2 separate regions of the Homo sapiens genome follow, and region 1 is linked to region 2. Evidence: chromatin loops called from intact Hi-C (ENCODE). Cell type or tissue: IMR-90. All regions are shown on one strand. Each heading gives the region's core, and the rest is flanking DNA. Links, peaks and the distances in the headings are about the cores only.

What was found. Peaks named below come from ENCODE experiments on the same cell type or tissue, not always from the same donor. Only the 100,000 strongest peaks of a DNase experiment are listed, where the experiment ranks them.
Region 1: a loop joins it to region 2, with 2.5 times the contacts of the local background. A loop is called at or near these places in 4 of 110 quality-filtered maps.

Annotation. Positions count from the first base shown.
Region 1 is chr7:17,703,440-17,709,943 of GRCh38, forward strand. No RefSeq gene overlaps it. Among named protein-coding and RNA genes, the nearest start is that of LINC02889, 150 kb to the left of the region's middle. RefSeq lists an enhancer at 3,566-3,615. In IMR-90, for the core only: a CTCF peak has its summit at 3,502 (motif pointing right); a DNase peak (open chromatin) is centred at 3,502.
Region 2 is chr7:17,962,776-17,969,279 of GRCh38, forward strand. It overlaps the pseudogene MRM3P2. Among named protein-coding and RNA genes, the nearest start is that of SNX13, 26 kb to the left of the region's middle. In IMR-90, for the core only: no CTCF peak of the experiment used is centred there; a DNase peak (open chromatin) is centred at 3,016.

The DNA of each region.
Region 1 (6,504 bases), core at 2,151-4,650, 260 kb before region 2:
CAATCTTGAACAAGAAGAAAAAATCTAGAGGCATCGTTCTGTATTACAAAGCTGTAGTAATCAAAACAGTACGGTACCAGGATAAAAACAGACACATTCATAAATGGAACAGAATAGAGAACTAATAATAAATCCATGTATCTACAGTCACCTAGTCTTTGAGAAAGGTGCCAAGAACACACAATAGGAAAAGGACAATCTCTTCTATAAATGATGCTGGGGAAACAATATCCATATGCAAATAAAATGAAACTAGATGATTGTCTTACACCACACACATAAATCAACTGAAAAATACCTGAATATTTAAACATAAAACCTGAAACTGTAACACTCCTAAAGAAAAACACAGGAGAAAAACTCTATGACATTTGTCTTAGTTATTATTATTATTATTATTATTATTATTATTATTTGTTTTTTACACTTACTGAATTAGAAAAGCCAAAGCCATTGGAAATTATTTTTTGGATGTAATACCAAAAGCACAGGCAACAAAAACAAACTACATCAAACTAAAATGTTTCTGCACAGAAAAGGAAACAATCAACAAAAAGAAAAGGCAACCTACAGAATGGAAGAAAATATTTACAGACCATATATCTAATAAAGGGTTAATATCCAAAATATATAAGAAATAGCAATAATAACCTGATTGAAAATGGGCAAAGGACATAAATAGACATTTTTCCAAAGGAGGCATACAAATGGCCAATAGGTATATGAAAAGGTACTCAATATTTCTAATCAATAGGGAAATGCAAATCAAAACTACAATGAAATATTACCACATACCTGTTAGGACAGGTATTGTCAAAAATTCAAAAGATAAGGTCCAGCTCAGTGGTTCGCAACTGTAATCCCAGCACTTCTGGGAGGCCAAGGCAGGAGGGTCACTTGAGGCCAGAGTTCAAGACCAGCTTGATCAACATAGTAAGACCCCGTCTCCATGGAAAAAATATATATATATATTAGCCAGGCACGGTGGCATGTGGCATATGTCTGTAGTCTCAGCTACTCAGGAGGCTGAACCCAGGAGTTCAACGCTACAGTGAGCTATGTTTGTACCACTGCACTTTAGCCTGGGTGACAAAAAAAAAAAAATTAAAAGACAATGTTGGCAAGGATGTAGAAAAATGGAAACCCTTAGACATTATTTGTGGGAATGAGAAAATGAGAGTTGATACAACCACTATGGAAAACAGTATGGAGGGTCCTCAAAAAATTAAAATTAAAACTACCATATGATCCAGCAATCCCACTTCTGGGTGCATATCAAAGGAAATAAAATTGCTCTTTCCAAAAGATATCTGCATTCCCATGTTCATTGCAGCATTATTCACAGTAGTCAAAATATGACATCAACCTATGTGTCCATTGCTAGATGAACGGATAAAGAAAATATGGCATGTATAAACACATACACACACACACACACACACACGTACAATGGAATATTATTATTAGACTTAAATAAGAAGGAAATTCTGTCATTTGAGACAACACGGATGAACCTGGAGGATGTTATGCTAAATGAAATAAGCCGGGTACACAAGGACAAATACTGCATGATCTCATTTACAGGTGAAATGTTAAAAAGTCAAACTCATAGAAACAGAAGTAGAGTGGTGGTTGGCAGGGATGGAGGGCTGGGGAAAATCGGAAGATGTTGGTTAAAGGGTACAAACTTTCCGTTATAAGTTGAATAATTCCTGCAGAGACCTAGTGTACAGTATGGTGACTATACTTAATAATAATGTATTATATATTTGCTATTTGCTAAGAGAATAGACGTTAAGTGTTCTCACCACAAAGATAACTATGTGAGGTGATGGATATGTTAATTAGCTTGATTGTGGTAATCATTCCACAATGTGTACCTGTATCAAAACATCACATTGTATACGGTAAATATATACAATTTTATTTGTTAATTATACCTCAATAAAGCTGCCAAAAATAAAAATAAAATACAATAAATGATAAGAAATAGTATACTTTACTAAAAGTAAATGAAAGAAAACACAAGGTAGAGCATGTAATAAGAGTGAATACTTATTGAGCACTTACGGTGTGCTAATTTGTGTGTGTGTGCGTAAAATTTCACTTCATCCTCATAACAACCTATGAAGCTAAAAACAAAAAGTTAATTATGCCCAAGCTCATACAGCTGAAAAGAAGCAGAACTGGAATGACCCATCCACCTGGCTTCAAACCTCACGGTGCTATTGCCTCTCATAGGTACCCATTTCTCTCCGGCAGCCAGTTCATTGAAATAGGAAAAAGGTCACAATAAACTAAGTATCCGTTTCTGCTTAAGACCTGTCTATTTTGCAGCTAACACACTCAACTCTTTTATTTGGAGCACAATTTAAATCTATAAAATATCTTAAAGCTGGGAAATGTCACAGTTCAAAACGTGTGTTGAATGAAAGGAGAAAAAGCACTCATCCAACATTGCTTCTGCTGATTTGCAGTTTACAAGTACAGCCTGCTGCACTAAACAATGTGCTGTGGATAACTAAGCATCTTGTGTTCCAACCTGATAAGATGTAGATGAAAATGAATGAGAGGCATGTGAATAAGAAAAGTCCACAGGGCCTTGTAGTAATATATTACCTGACACATGGAACATCTAATAAACATTTGCTGAATGGAAAAAGGAGCCCGAGGAATGGGACAACAGACATGAGTTGTTAGAAGTATTGAAGTATTGATAGCATTATTTATGTATTAAGGAGAGTCCTGCTTGGACAGCAATAATTCCTATTGGCAATACTTTGTATTGATGTTATAGTTTCATTAAATGCAAACACTATTTATATAACTAATAAATCAAAACCTATAGTTTAACACGAAAAAATGATGAGTGAGAAAGCCCTTCATATTCAATGTTGCTCACAATGCCAGTCTGTCAGGAAGATAGAAACGTTATGGAAGCAGCTTCTGCCTTTAAGAAATTACATCCTGTCACATTCTGTAGCAATAACAGGCTGCACTGAGATGCAAGAGACAAGGACTCTGAACCAGGTGCTTTGCTAATTTCTGAACTTCTCTGGACCTCTGGTTTCTCATCCACAAAAATGAGGGGCAGTATCTCTGAAACAAACTGACAATCTACATCGATTTTCCTGCCTTCTTCTTTACGGTCAATTTCCTACTGTCATGAAGCATTCATTACTGAGGGAAAAAACATAGTTGAAGTTGTTTAACTACACCAGTTTGTGAAACACATTGAGATTTTAGAAACCTAAAAAATATTAAATTGCTGGGGATAGAGGAAGAGAGAGAAGATTGTGATTATTAGAATGCCGGGAATGTTCTTGTTCTTTTAGGATGAAAATTGAGTATCTCTAGAAGGTTCTGTGAACCTGTGGTAGAAACTGGTGGTTCACAAAATTTAGGTTTCGACTGGAGTGCAGTTTTTATTACAGACAGGCAGCACTTAAATTGAGGGGACTTTTTCAAGCTGGTCCTTTTGGAGTTTGCTCACAAGAGGGCAGTGCTGTTTAACAGTTGCAGCCTTCAAGTGGGCAAGGAGAAGAAGGCTGGCTGGCTACCCAATTGTTCTAGCTCCACACAGGTAAAGCTAAAGAATTTTGTTTGGTACACGACCACAGTATAGGGAAATCTTAGCAAAAGGTACTTTTTGTCTTCTCAGAAGATAGAGTAATCCTGGCTTAAAAAATAGACAAAAATTTCGTTTCAACCCTGGAAATGATGACAAATGATGTTGGTTAGTGACAAGATGAAGTTGGGTTAACAAAATCCTTTTGCTGATCGAATGCATTTTGCACTTTATAGGAACATTTGAAAACTGTGAAATTCACCAGACACACGTAATGCTTAGTACACAATACCCCTGGGACATGAAAGTATCTTCAGGGTATAGCCGAGATGTATTTTATGGAAGCAATTTTTAAAATTTAATTTATTATATAGAGATGGGGTCTTGCTATGTTGCTCAAGCTGGTCTCAAATTTCTGGCATCAAGCAATCCTCCCGCCTTGGCCTCTCAACATGCTGGGATCACAGGCATGAGGCACTGCACCCAGCCTGGAAGCAACTTATACCTTATAACAGTCTATCTGGATAACATGAAAGTTACTAATCAAATTTAGGAGTTACAATGACTAATCTGAAAAATAAGATATTTTCCAAAATGATCTGGAAATGAATGCTTTGTGTACCTCTCTTAATTTGTACTAGCACGATTGTCTCATTGATAACACTACAAAGATGTATATGCATACTCTACCTCCTCTAAAGAGATTAAACTCAATTTTAGAAGTGTAAGTTCAAGTTTTGAGGAGTTACAAAAAAATTATCTACGAGGGGTTACTGTTCCCACTAAATTCTTCATGCCATAAAAGGCATCTTTTCTGTTAAGCCATATTTGAGAGTGACTTCCTAAGGACTATTTCAATCAAATTGAAAGTTCATTCTTGGACAAAATAAAATGTGCTCACAAGCAATGAACAATCCAAATATTAAATTAAGAAAACAACTCCATTTACAATAGCATCAAAAAATTCTTAGTATTTAACAAAGGAACTATATAGGCTTACACACTGAAAACTACAAAACACCAATGAAAGAAACTGAAGAAGACCTATTTATTATAGGAAAATATCTCAAATTTATGGATTGGAAGATACTGCTAAGATCTTCCAAATTTGTTAAGATGGTAATACTTAAATTGATTTACAGATTCAACACAGTTCCTATCAAAATCTTAGCTGGCTTTTTTTTTTGGATATTGACAACCTAATTCTAAGATTTATATGGAAATGCAAAAAACACAGAATAGCCAAAACAATCTTGATAAAGAAGAACCAAGTTGGAGATTTTGCACTTCCTGATTTTAAAATGTACTCCAAAGCTATAGTAATTAATACTATGTGGTACTGGTATAAGTGTAGACGTATAGACCAATAGAATAGAAGTGAAAGTCCAGAAATAAATTCACACATTTATGGTCAGTTGATTCTTGACAAGGATGCTAAGACAAGGAATAAGAATGTTAATGGTGCTGAGATGATATTCACAAGCAAATGAATGCATTTGGATCTTTACTTCACATCATATACAAAAATTAACTCAAAATGAATCAAAATGTAAAACCCAAATTTAAGAGGTAAAACTCCAAAACTCTTACAAGAAAATATAGGTGTAAATGTTTGTGACTTTGAATTAGGCAATTTATTTTTTAAATGACACCCAAATCACAAGCAACAAGAGGGAAAAATACATAAAGTGGACTTCATCAAAATTTAAAGGTTTTGGAAGCAAAGCTAACAAATGCTTGGGGATTTTTACAAAAGTATTAATGTGTGTATTTGTGTGTGTTCCTTATAAATGTAATTTTGTTTGGTGGCGTCTTTTTTTAGTATTTTTATATGACTACTCTGTAATAGTTACTTTAAAAAATTTAATCCACTGAAGTTTTTATTAAGTAGGCAACACCTAGAGACAAGTAGCCATGAAAAAATTAAACAGCAAAAATCCCAGTGCGGCAGCAAGCAGACAGTCTCGAATTTCAGCTCTCTTGTCAGGAGGACATTTGTTAGTGATAGACTAGAAAACAACCACAGCAGAAAGGATTTCTGGAAGATGCCCAATCAAGAGGTATCTTTTTTTTTTTTTTTTGTCTGAAGGCTGAGATTTATAAAATTTTCACCCACCAGAATTTTGAACCAGCAATTTTGCAGATGTCCTTCACTGAGTGCCCTGGCATTGGGAAAGCCCCTCTTCTTACAGTTCCCTTGTTTATAGCTTTGCAAAGTAACAGTGATCAACACAAACAGCCAGGGCAGGTGAAATCTAGCCAATAATGCCTTCCTAATGAAAACTAAAAGGTCTTGTTTGTATTTCAACATCTCTAGTTACTGCAAACCAGACCTCGAGTCTTCCCCAGTGAAAGAGGTTGTTGACCTGGTAGTGAAGGAAGCACAGAAGCAAATCAGAAGACAATGTAGAATCAAGTAAGAGTTGAAAAGAAATTAGTCTACAGCAAGACAGAATCCCTCTCTTAGTCTCTATTCCAACTGGATTTTTAAAGTATATTTTTCTTCAAGTATAAGATACATAAAGTACATAAATTATAAGGGTACAGATTGAGGAATTTTCTCAAATCAAATACTCCCCTATGACCACTATATTGATCCAGATATAGACCATATCCAGTACTCCAGAAGCCTCTGTCATGGCTCATCTCAGGCATTAGTTCTCCATAGGCAGCCACAAGTCCAGTTTCTATCTTCATCAGCCAGTTTTACCTTCCTTCAAACTTGAAATAGTCACACACGACACACTCTTTTGTGTCTGCCTAAGATTCCTTCATGTTCACTGTGGCAAGTGTAGTCATTGTATGAAAATATCACGATGAATGTCTTCATACTCCTAATGAAGAATATTTACTCATCTCAGAAGAGCCAAAGGTACTAGAGCTGACCTAGACTTTCTATTAAAATAAAAGCAGTGTTCCTCTAGAATGACAGAGCA
Region 2 (6,504 bases), core at 1,950-4,449:
CCTGTTATTGAGGTTCAGAGTTATGACTTGGACTGGACAGAGGCACCAGCAGCTGTAATGGTTGGTGGCGTGACCTACGGCATGATCCTGGAATCTCTGTAGTTTGCCGAGAGCCCTGCGGGCAAGAGGCTGCTGATCCCTGTTGCACCTGGAGTGGACAGCCTCAACTCAGCCATGGCTGCACGCATCCTGTTTTTTGAAGGGAAAAGACAACTGCGGGTGAGGGCGGAACACTTGAGCAGGGACAGGAGTTACCACGGAGAGGGGACAGAAAAGTGAGTTCTGCTGAGGACATCTCCAGCTCCCCCTATGCTGGCACATCGTTAGGAGGCTGGCAGAGTCGGAAACTGTGGCCTCTCAGTTGGTGACTGTGGCCTCCATGTTCAGGAGGCAACAGGTAAGCATGATACCATCATATGGTTATAGGAAAAATCAGAATTTCCATAAATTTCTGCTATTCCTCAGAAATAACAGGTCAAAATCCTTCCTGAGAACCCCCATCTCTTCACTGATTTTGAGGTTATATCTTATTCTTTTCCTTGGTGACAATACAAATAGGGGATCCACATGGCTCTGTATGTGTGTTTTTAAAAATTGTCCACTGAGAAGCATTTCGTGCCCAGAAAGCTCCTGAAAGCATCATCTCGGGCAGGGAGGAATTTGCTCCACCAGCTGGTGGGTGTTTTGCAATCATCGAGCACTGGTTATAGGTCATGGCCAAGTCACTCACATGTGATCATTGGTCAATGGTAAATAAAATAAAGTGTAGAACCAGCAGATTACATTGAAAAGTTTTATTTGTGTGATCAAAAAAATAAATAAAATAAAACAGGAATGTAGGGAAATCCTTTCTAACTATGACTCAAAATCTAGAAGCATTAAGAGAAAATATTTTACTTTGCAGCTCTTATTGCCAAAGGGATTTTTATCCAGTGGAAGGCTGACTTCACCAGAGCAAGAAAAATCAGCCAGAGGCATCTGGGATGAATCTTGCAGCTACAGGACCAGCACCCAGACCATCTGTGAGATTTGGGCAAAACTGTGCTCATCAAGTGCAGCCTACCTCTACCCTCACAGTGTTGCCCACTTCATTCAACTGGGATTTTTTTCTCTATTAGTACTCCACCAAAATTAGAGCCTCTAGTCTGTTTCTCCAATACCCAGAGGCCCTGCATAGAATTTACTACCATTTTCCTACCAAAGGCCACATCCTATTCCGGAATTCCCCATACTATTAGTCGTTAACTAAGGACCTGCTTTAAAATAATAACTCAGAACCAGAATGCCATCAAATTGACTTCCTCTGGTACTTACACTTCCTTGTACATATTTATACCCTGATATGACATGGACCCCTTGCATTACCTGTCATCTCTAATAATTACTGCACAATTGGTTCTTCTCAAATAATGACTCCTGTTAGGACCAAGACCAGGGCTTCTTTCAACTTTGCATTTTGGACTACTAGCTTGGTTTCCTCAGTTTTTTACCTGCAGTGAAGTCACTCTTCTCAGTGATGCTTTTCCCACACTATCCTGCCTTTCCTTTCCTGTGTCCAGTCCCTATTGCTAGAATTAGCTAGCTTTCTTTAATCACCAAATTGCCTTTTATTATGCTGTGGCAGACATTATAGCGCTCACTTATATCTGTTCTTTCTTTCTGGAAACGTATTGCATAAAACTTCCCTGTCCACCTTTTAGTTAGGTGATATTGTCTTAGGTCAAGTTTCCCAGATCCAATCTGTAAGACAAGAATGTATATGCAAGTGATATATTAAGGAAATATTCTCAAGGAAGACTGTAAGGAAGTGATAGAAGCAAGACAGAGAATGAAATAAAGCCAAGCAAGGCAAAAGTCCCACACATGGTAGGCTTTAGGAAGATCCTACAAGAGAATTTTGGAGGGAAAACAATTTCTCAGAGTTATCCCAACCTGAAGCAAGGGAGCTGAGCTAATATTCCTGTACAAAACAGTCTCTAATCAACAGCCACAGACAGGCACGGTGGCTCACGCCTATAATCCCAGCACTTTGGGAGGCTGAGGCAGTCAAATCACTTGAGCCCAAAAGTTCGAGACCAGCTTGGGCAACATAGTGAGAGTCCATCTCTACAAAAAATTAGCCAAGCATAATGGTTCTCACCTGTAGTCCCAGCTCCTTGGGAGGCTGAAATCACTTGAGCCTGGGAAGTCAAAGCTGCAGTGAGCTGTGAACACACCACTGCACTCAGCCTGGGCGACACAGTAACACCTTGTCTCAAAAAAAAAAAAAAAATCAACAGCCACTTCAAAGTATGCACCAGGCATTTCTGGCTCTTGATGCAAAGGGGCTCCAGTAACCCAAATGGAAGCTATTGAAGAAGAGTCACAGGTGCTGGCCATTGAACACATGCCAATCAGGGATTTAAGCCAATGACAGACATTATCTGTTTCAGGTCTCAAGTGAGTAGTTCTCTGGCCAATGATTTTTGAATGGAAATTATTGTCACAGTGAATTTCACTTTCCGTGTGCACTCCTCCAGCAATTTTTTCTCCTTCCTTGTGTCAATCTAGAAGTCTATCTGCTTTAGAAAATGCAGCACCATAAGGTGGTAGAGTCTGGTCAGATTGCATCTTTGAGTTATGGAGGCAGAGCCTTCTTCTGACCTATGTTAGACATTTCTATTAAGTGAGGAATAAACTTAGTATGTGTTTGTTATTATAGCACATCCTCTCCTATCCTGACTAATACATATCCCATATATGCATTTTTCATTCAAAAATATTTGCTGAGCAAATATCATGTGCTAGATATTATGCTAGAGAATATAAAGACAAAAAAGAAATGTTCCTTTTCCTCAGAAAGCCCCTTATCATAATAGAGTCTAGTTAGTGCCATGATAGAGATATGTGGTGGGACCCAGAATGCTTTGTGAACAATGAGTAGGAGACTCTAAAAGAGACAGCAAGGCCAGGCAAGTCTCCTTAGAGATTCCACATGAGTCACATTATAAAGCATGAGTTAAAATTAGCTAGAAAAATAAAGGGGCTGGGAAAGGAAGGTCAACAGAAGCAGCCAGAACATGAGATGCAAAGTTCTGATTTGTGAAGGACAGGATACACTGATGACTCACTAATATATAACAATATACAAAGTAGTATTTTGATATTTTATTTGTTGTAGCTTGGCCTGTCAGATTGAACCACAGACTAGTTAATTGACAGGAAGTAATTTCAAATGATGAGCTAGTTCATGACCTAAAGCAAATTATTATTTTACTTCTCTGTGTCCTGTTTACCTATTCTGAAAGATGAAAGTACTGACCTGCTTCATAGAGATGTTGTTTAATTACTCTTCAAAGTTGCTTTGAAAATATCAAGGCCTTCTCAAACATAAAGTACTAGTACAATTTCCTTAGGAGCTGTGCTAACAGAAGAAAATGTAGGTTTAAATCTTTAGACTGGAATAAATCTAAAGAAGAAAATAATTATTGATTCCTTTCCACTAGTATTAGAGCAATTTCTACTGATACGTCTTTAATGATCTCAGGATAAAAAAAAAATGGTAAAGGTATGATTATTCCATGACAAGAATAGGAAAATTTTTAAAGTTACCACCCCTGGGCCGGACGTGGGCTCACGCCTGCTATGCTAGCACTTTGGAAGGTCAAGGTGGGCAGATCGCTTAAGCTCAGGAGTTCGAGACCAACCTGGACAAGCAAAACCCCATTTCAACAAAAAATTAAAAAAATTAGCTGAGTGTGGTGGCGCATGCCTTTAGTTCAGGTTACTTGGGGGACTGAGGTGGGAGGATCACTTGAGCCCAGGAGGTCGAGGCTGCAGTGAGCCGAGATCCTGCCACTGCACTCCAGCCCGGGTGACAAAGTGAGACCCTGTCTCAAGAAAGAGAAAAAAGTTACCATCACTGGAAGGGGCTTCCAGGGAAAAAGTACTCAGATGACCCATTTTACCCTTTTAAATTTAAATACAGATGATCATGATAACTAACATCTAATGAGCAAAATAATATGTTCTAGAATGGTTCTATGTGTTTTTCCATGTATAATCTTTGGAAATTATCTAGGCAACTTTATCTCTAGATAGTAAAAAACCTAGATAGGTTTATTATTATCTCTGTCTTGCAGACAAGGAAATGCAGGCACAGAGAGTTTAGCAATGTGCCCAGGGCCACTCATTATATTCCACGGTACTCATGATATTCCTGAGTACTTGTGTGGCTCTGAGAAACTCTGTTTCTCTGTGTCTTTTTAAAACATCCACAATTTTCCTTTAGGGCTCACGGGAAGAACAGTACCTTTAAGGTATTTCTATACTCGTGGTAAAATTTCTGCTTATATGACCAGATTAATAAAAGCCGTTATCTTAGAAGGCAAACTGTATAGAAAAGTTCATCTGAATTCAGCTTTTCCCTGACCACTTTTATTGACATTACTCAGTTGACCCGTCTGTTTCCCAATTTAGCTTCCCTCAAGATTGTGGGAAATTTCTGATTTTTCTCAGGAACAATTGTGGATATGACTTTTTTGTGCACCACTGTTTCTGAAACTTCTGCCCACATTTAATGCCACTTCCTTATTAGGAATTATAATTATTAATGTCACTGTCTTACTATTGTCCCTAATTTGTCTCTAGAATTGAGACAAAACTAGAAAGCCTGCCATAGTTTCATTTCACTTACCAGACCAGTCCCTGGCTTTCTTCTTTGCCCATGCTGGTATATGACATTGAGCAATAATACACACTAAAATAATCCCCCATATTTTCTGTTTTTTAAATACCAATAATATGCACCTTCCTGTAGCGTATTTTTAGTGTTCTCAAATGTATTGAAGTATGGAAATCATCTGTGATCTACATACTGAACAAACAATATTAGTATTGCTTAATGTTTCCCTTCATAGACTTTTTTCTGAGGCCCCCATTCAGACTACAGCATTAAAGAAAAGCTAATGTCAATCAAAATTCAAGTGAATTATAACTAGCAGTGTGTGAGCAGTATAATCGATTAGATCAATCTGAAAAGATACAATTATGAAAGCAGAATTGTGTCTGCTTCTCTAGTGGGCATGTCTAATTATTTTTATTTGCATGGAATATTAGTCAGACATTTAATAATTAAATATAGATTCACTTATAGAACAGCAATGCAAACAATAGCTAATATTTATTGACCACTTACTATGTGCCCAGCAGCGTGCTAAGCATTCAGTTTGCATGATTATCATCTAATACCTCCCAAACTCTATAACCTATATCATATATATATATATACATATATAAATAGTCCATATGCTAGTTGATACGCTGATTGATAGATGGCAGAACATATTCCCATTATATAGACTGAACAGATGTTTCATTGATATGGTTTTATGAGGGCTATGAAAATTTATCTCGTCGCCCTACATTAACATGCAGTTTTCGCACTTATCACCTATTTCATGTAGAAAATATCTTTTGTTCTCTAAGGGTTAGATCATTTATTCCAGCGAGTTCTATCAGGAAAATTAGCCTGACATTTAGCAGTCTTTAGCAAGAGTCAAAATTTACCAGAATGAACCGTAAGGAGAGATTAGAGGAGGAAAGGATTGTACCTGGGGCTTAGGATCTTTATCAGTTCAAACAACAGCCAACAAAAAGACAGTATTAGGTTGGAAGAGGCATAATTGGGAGTACAAAAGAAGGAAAAAGAAAAAAAGAGTCACAACTTTGGATTAGAATCATAATATTGGCTAAAGGCAGATATAATTTCCATTTCACACAAAGGGAAATTAAGAGATCAATAACCACACAAAGTTACACAGGTGGTAAAGCCTGGAATCAAATTCCAGGAGCCTGGTTCCAAATCCTTTCTACCATTTTTAAAAAATTATTATTATATAAGAGTGCTGCCTGGATCCGTTGTGTTTTTTCACTGCAAAAGGTGAGATGACTTCCTAAACCCTTCTTTAATCAGCCTAAATCTATGTTTTCTCATGTCTTTTGAGGTTCATGGCTAGCATTGGGTAAAAGCAGTTAGGAAGAAAAGCTAAAGCAGTATAGCCTAGTAACGAAATCTATGGACTCTGGATTCTAAACTTTTTGAGTTTCAAATTCCAGCTTTATCACTTACTGACTTTTCTTTTGGACAAGTTACTTGAACTCCTGCATAGCTTTCCTTATCTGTAAAATGAGCACAATAAGAATGCTACTCTCATGGAGCTTTTTTAAAGGAAAAAGTAATACAAACTGCAAAGCATGCAGAAGAATCCTTTTCACACGGGGAATGCTCAAGTCATGTTGCAAGGTATTTCAACATAAATGGTAAGACACTGTTAGGACTGGGCATGGAGATGAAAATCACAAAGGCAATGAGGATAGAAATCCTCTAAAATAGACAAAAATGGCTTCATGAAAGTGACAGAAGAAACAGAGGAGATGCAGAGGTATGTGTTGGCAAGCTGACTGAGCAAATAAGGTGTAAGTGTTAAATAATGAGGAGGAAAAGAATGCAGTTTAACGTGTAGA